2 separate regions of the Homo sapiens genome follow, and region 1 is linked to region 2. The links are chromatin loops, found by intact Hi-C in ENCODE. Cell type or tissue: breast epithelium. All regions are shown on one strand. Links, peaks and the distances in the headings refer to the core of each region. The heading gives the core; the rest is flanking DNA. Region 1 overlaps PGM2 (phosphoglucomutase 2). Region 2 overlaps NWD2 (NACHT and WD repeat domain containing 2).

The links. Peaks named below come from ENCODE experiments on the same cell type or tissue, not always from the same donor. Only the 100,000 strongest peaks of a DNase experiment are listed, where the experiment ranks them.
Region 1: it touches region 2 in a loop (18-fold over the local background); 1 of 110 quality-filtered maps calls a loop at or near these places.

Annotation. Positions count from the first base shown.
Region 1 is chr4:37,835,953-37,838,877 of GRCh38, reverse strand. It overlaps PGM2 (phosphoglucomutase 2), which reads right to left. Exons shown (of 14, transcript NM_018290.4): 4 at 1,265-1,349. Among named protein-coding and RNA genes, the nearest start is that of PGM2, 11 kb to the right of the region's middle. In breast epithelium, for the core only: no CTCF peak of the experiment used is centred there; no DNase peak of the experiment used is centred there; H3K27ac peaks cover 557 bases.
Region 2 is chr4:37,401,110-37,404,034 of GRCh38, reverse strand. All of the region lies in intron 3 of NWD2 (NACHT and WD repeat domain containing 2), which reads right to left. Among named protein-coding and RNA genes, the nearest start is that of PGCKA1, 51 kb to the left of the region's middle. In breast epithelium, for the core only: no CTCF peak of the experiment used is centred there; no DNase peak of the experiment used is centred there.

The sequences.
Region 1 (2,925 bases), core at 319-2,818, 430 kb before region 2:
GAAGTTATGTCACATCTCTCAGGTGTTCTGGGCCAAAGAAAAGGGGAGGACGACTCCTCAGTGTGGGCAGAGGATCATGATACACTGGTTCAATTCATGTCTGACATAAAATTAATAGCTATTAACACTTAGTACAGAAGGTAATTAGGATGCTTGAATACATGACAATTTTTCCATCAAACAATGAAACCTGAACTACATTTAGATGTGAATAGAGTGTCTAGCAGGTTATTTACAGCCTAGGGGTGCTGCATCTACCTGTCAGTGCACTAGAGCCGGCAAACACAAAATGAATTGGAACCTCCTTCTGTAGCAATACAGTCTCATTTCTACTAGATGTGACTAACTGCATCCAAATCACATTTTCCAAAACATATTCTCAGCATCTGGCCCAGCTCTTAAAAGTTTTGTCTATGTCAAAGCAACAACTGTCATAGTCCCTACTGTCTTCTTCTTTAGATTGTGCTACATGAAGGATTTGATGAAAGTCTTACTCAAATATGCCGAGCATGCTCTCTGTACTAGCCATGAATAGTATTTAGAATAAAACATTTGTATAAAACAGGGGTGTGCCAGCTTGTCAAAAATATTCATGACAAGACAGGGTTTGAGGTGAATTCAGATTTCGACACAAGAAGTTTCCTAATTGTGATAGCTGAGAAAAAGAACTACAAACCAAATTTAAAAACAGAGAAAAGGCCGGGCGTGGTGGCTCATGCCTGTAATCCCAGCACTTCCGGAGGCCAAGCTGGGTGGATCACCTGAGGCCAGGAGTTCGAGACTAGCGTGGCCAACGTGGTGAAACCTCGTCGCTACTAAAAATGCAAAAATTAGCTGGGAGTGATGGCAGGCACCTGTAATACCAGCTACTTGGGAGGCTGAGGTAGTAGAATTGCTTGAACCCGGGACACGGAGGTTGCAGTGAGCCAAGATCGTACCATTGCACTCCAGCCTGGGCAACAGAGCGAGACTCTGTCTCAAAAAAAAAAATTTGCTGACTCTCTCGAATACCCTTAGAATGCAAAGAAAAGGAAAACTGCAATTTAAAAAAACCAATTCCAATGAATCAAAAGTTGAATACCAGAGAAATATTACTAAGATGTGGGAGAAACATTCCAGGAGAGAAGGAAATGTCTCATACATGCCAAGGAACTCCTCTGTCATTCAAACAGTCCAATCCCAATAGCCCTAAAGACTATAAAATTCAGCCAAGTCCCATCCCTGATCATGTGACAGGAAATTATGAAAGGAAATGGCTACTTACCACAAAGGGGGTTGGCGTTATATCAGAAAAGAGGTACACAGGAATCCCCTGACTGATAAATGTGGTTGCAGCAAGTCGGGCAAACCTGAGAATGCAGAGTGACAGGGAAGAAAAGGAGAGTTGAGTGATCAGGACTGTGAGTGATGGAAAGAAGGAAATGAATGCTGAATGTTCTTTAGGGTGAATGCAGCATCCAGATCAAGGACAGCATTTATTATAATCTTTACCCTGGCATGGGACAGTAAAGCTGGAGGACTCTCAGGAGTCATCTCATTTCACTCTTTTGTTTTATAGAAATGGCACTAAAGCCAAGAAAGGTCAGGCCCCTTTCCCCGGTTCTAACAGCCACTTAGTGGCAGAGCCAGGCTGCTTCCTGGCCTTTCAGCTCTCTGTCTATCTCAGTGGTTCTCAGCCAGGGCAAGTCTGCACCTTCTCCTTCCAGGCATCTGAAATGTCTCGAAACATTTTTGCTTGTCATGCTGGGAAATGGAGAGAGTTGCTACTGGCAGCTAGTAGGGAGAGGTCAGGGGTGCTGCTGAACACCTTACAATGTACCCTACAACCACAACAAAAGATCATCCAGCCACTGTGCAGTCACATGTCAACAGTGCAGAGGCTGAAAATCCCAGCCTAAGCCTATCACAATCCAGCGTACACCACACAGACTGGAATTTGATTAGAGATTGCTTTATTTGAAATATAAAGACATCCTGGAGTACGCATGTGTGTATACACACACACACACACACACCCATACACATATATACATCTTGGTTCCAATCAGCCTTTGAAAGAAAACTTAATTCTTTGACATTTTTCTCAACTTCCACAGAAACTTGCTTAGGGTAAGACGCAGAAAATGGCATCAAATCTTCCTTCAAGCTGGTGTAAAATACGTTACCACAAATAAATGAGCGATTTACTTAGAATGAACAACATTATACCACCCCTGTGAGTTAAACAATCAGATCATTCTTACTCTCCCCAAATACTTCTTGGGCACTAGCTTCGCCGACACTATTCTGAAGGCTGGCTGGGGCACAAAGAGCAGATCGCCACTCTCTCTCTCTGTTACAAATGTGCACAAAAAAATGCAATGCGTTCTCTGCATATACTTAACAGTTACTGCTTACGTTCCCCACCAGATATTTAAAATTGGAAGATTAAAGGATAAACATCTCCTCGGGCGAAATTCAGAAACTGCAATAGTTTCCAACTCCTTACGAAGATTCCATTCACTCATCATGAATATTTTACCATGTGTTGGTTAAACACTTACATTATGATCTCTAAATGTCTCACGCGTTACAGGTGATAGAGAGTAGCCTTGAGTTCCACTCCATCCCATCCCATCAAACTCTGAGACTTGAACCATAAGCTTAAATCAGTAACATCACTCACTTTAAGGAAATGATACGGCTCCAAGGCCAGGGCAAAAAAATCTGTACCTTAATTGATAATGTTAACATATCTCTGAAGGTTGTATCAACCAGAAGCAGGGCAGTCAGCCCAAAATGAAGAAATTTACGCAGCTCAGCAGACAGACTTAGCCACATACGTGCACTTTGCATGCTCTGAGCAAAGGATCTGACTTGCCCTGGGGCGGCAGAGGAACACGGTCACGATTTAGTTCTGATTGTACATCCACTAACTGTAAATGA
Region 2 (2,925 bases), core at 122-2,621:
GGCTCAAGTGGGGACTGGCTGAGGAATGTGGATCTAATTCTATAGGTCTCTCACTCCTATAATCTTGATGAACTACAAGATGCTAATTGTTTTGAAAAGGAAGTACTAAAGTTTGTCAGTGAAAATTTAATTAGGGCTACTATCAGTATCATTCTTATGAGCTTTCATTTTAATGTACATTCCTGAATTGGACCTAAAAGTGGTTCAATTCCCACAAACTGCACATGACTTGAAGCCTATCTCTTTTATGCCATAGACTATAAAAATAGCCAAGTCTGCCTACAGAAATGTTTCACAAATGTGAACCCCATGTTTGCAGTGTATGTAATGCAGAAACAAGTAGAGTCGCTTTTTTCTGCTATCAAAGATGATCTATGCATTATAGCTTTGTCCTAGAGAGGATTTGAGCTTTAAATCAGGTCTAATGATGCTTCATGCAAGTGAGAATGAGAGAAAGAAAAATGCAGGCAAAACTCATCTTTTTGTCAGGAACCCACTCCTCAGAAATCGTCTCCACTGGGGAAACTGGATCTGACTCCTAGGAGTTTGTTTCCCCCTGTACTAGGAGCACGAATGTTCTTATAGTTGGGTAGTTTCCCTGGGGCCCCTAGATCTTTGCACATGTGGCTGCTTTAATTATTCTGGACCCTTCATGTTCACCTGAGCTAAACTAGGTATTCAAAAACCTATTACAACACTCTCTCTTATTGTTCCCTTGATCCATATCACTAGGTAAAAATGACCTTTTTAAAATTTGTTTTCTTGTTTATCATGTTTCTTTTCTTTTCCACTATAAACTACCAGAATGAAGGGTCCTTGTCTGTCTCGCTCATCACTGCATTCTCATGCCTAGAACAGTGCCTGGTACATAATAAGGGCACAATAAATATTTGTTGGAAAAGAGAGGGTAGTTCCTGAGAGTGGCATGCTGTGGGCTTAGAAATCTTCTCCACACCTTTTCTTCTAGTAGACTTTGTTCTTGGTGACTCCACAAAAAGATTAGGAAGAAGTGAGCTGCCTAACTCTCTCTCTCTCTCAGGGAATTAATTATTAGGGTTGGGACCTCTTAGTAATCAGGAAATCCTTGAAGCATTCAAAGTACAGTTGTCTATGCTATGAAAAACAACGCATCAAACATAAAAACTAGTACATTTTATATAACAAAAGCTGACAAAAGACAATAGTGATGGTTAAAATAACAAAATCTTAGACTTGGTAGAAAGTTTAGGGAGAATGTAGTTTCCTCATTTCAGAGATGAGGAAATTGAGTCTTCCCAAAGTTTTAAATGACATTACAGAACCCATGCAGCTGGGTTTGTGAACAGCCAGGGCTAGAACGTATTAGCATTTCTAATCCCAGCCTGATCTTTCTACTTTACACACATAAATGCCTTCTTCATATGAGAACTTCAAAATAATAATTCAATTCACCAATAGATAAAAATTCTAGATATGGGGGAAGTACATTGCATTTAAATAATATTACAGAAGACAATGTCTGATGAAAATGAATCCACATTGTCTTCTTCCCTATAATACCTCTGTGATTATCCATTTGGCTAACAGTACACAATGTAATTCAGTGCTTCAACATCTAATTTTCATAAATCACCATGTTTGTTGCTGGGAAAGATAAAAAGAAAAGGAAAAAGACGCTATTCCTGATCTCAGACACATAGAACTAACTACAATGGAAGGCAGTGCTATAATGAAAGCATAAAATAGGTGCTATTCTAGTGGGTTTTGTGCTGCTATAAAAGAATATCTGAGACTGAGAAATTTATAAAGAAAATAAATTTATTTCTCACAGTTCTGGAGGCTGAGAAGTCCAAGGACGTGACAGCAACATCTCCTCAGCATCTGGTGTGGCCCTTCTTGCTGTGTCATAACATGGCATAAGGGTAAGTTAGCATACAGAACAGAGAGAGAAACTGAGGCTGAAGTCATCCTTTTTATTGGGAATCTACTCCTGAAATAACGAATTCACTCCTAAGGTAATGGTGTTAATCAATTTATGATTAATGAATTAATCACCTCTTAAAAGTCCCAGCTCTTAATATCATCACAATGACAATTGAATTTCAGCATGAATTTGGGAGGGTCCACTCAAACCATAGCAGGTACACGGAAGTGGGTATCATTGATCTGCACTGGAACACAGAGGAAGGTTTTTCACTGAGGACGATTTCAACAAGAGGAGAAAAGACACTGCAGATGGGAAAATAACAAGGGCAGAAGTTCAGAGGTCTGAAGATGGGCATGGATGTTCAAAGAACCAGAAAGGTGTGCAGAAGATACTTGTTCTAGAAAAGAAAGTAGAAGGCCTCAAGGTGGATAGTAGAAGACCTTCAGGCTTATATTAAATTTTTTTTCTAATTCTTTTTGGAGATCTCTGAGTTTTTGGGTAGGGGACTAACATAATCACACGTGTATTTTAATGAAATAATTCTGGCATAAAATTCTGGGAAGAAAGCAGCTGCAGCTGGAGGGATCAATGAGGAGCCCAGGTGAGAGAAGATGAGGTTCTGAACCTGGGAAGTACCCAAAGCAATGGAATAGAGTCACAGATGGAAGACAATGTGTGAGTCTGTAAACCACACAGGGACAGGGAGGAATCAAAAGTACAAGAGACAAAGAGTTAACTGTCAGAGAAGATCCTGGGGCAGTGAAGATCAAGGTGGTATCTCTGGAGAGCAGTTTTTCTTGTTAAGCCAGTTGGCAAACTGGGCCAAATGGAGGTAGGAGATCTTCTCAGGTGGAGATGGGTAGGCACACCCAGGGGGCTCATGGAGGCTGTCCTCTGTTTCTCAATAAGAGGGAAATAAGATCTCTGGCCAAGGAGGAAAGAGAGCACAGATAAGTTTAGGGACTGGATAAGTGAAAAATGGCTATACAAAATTGACATTACAAGCTGTTCTAGGAGAC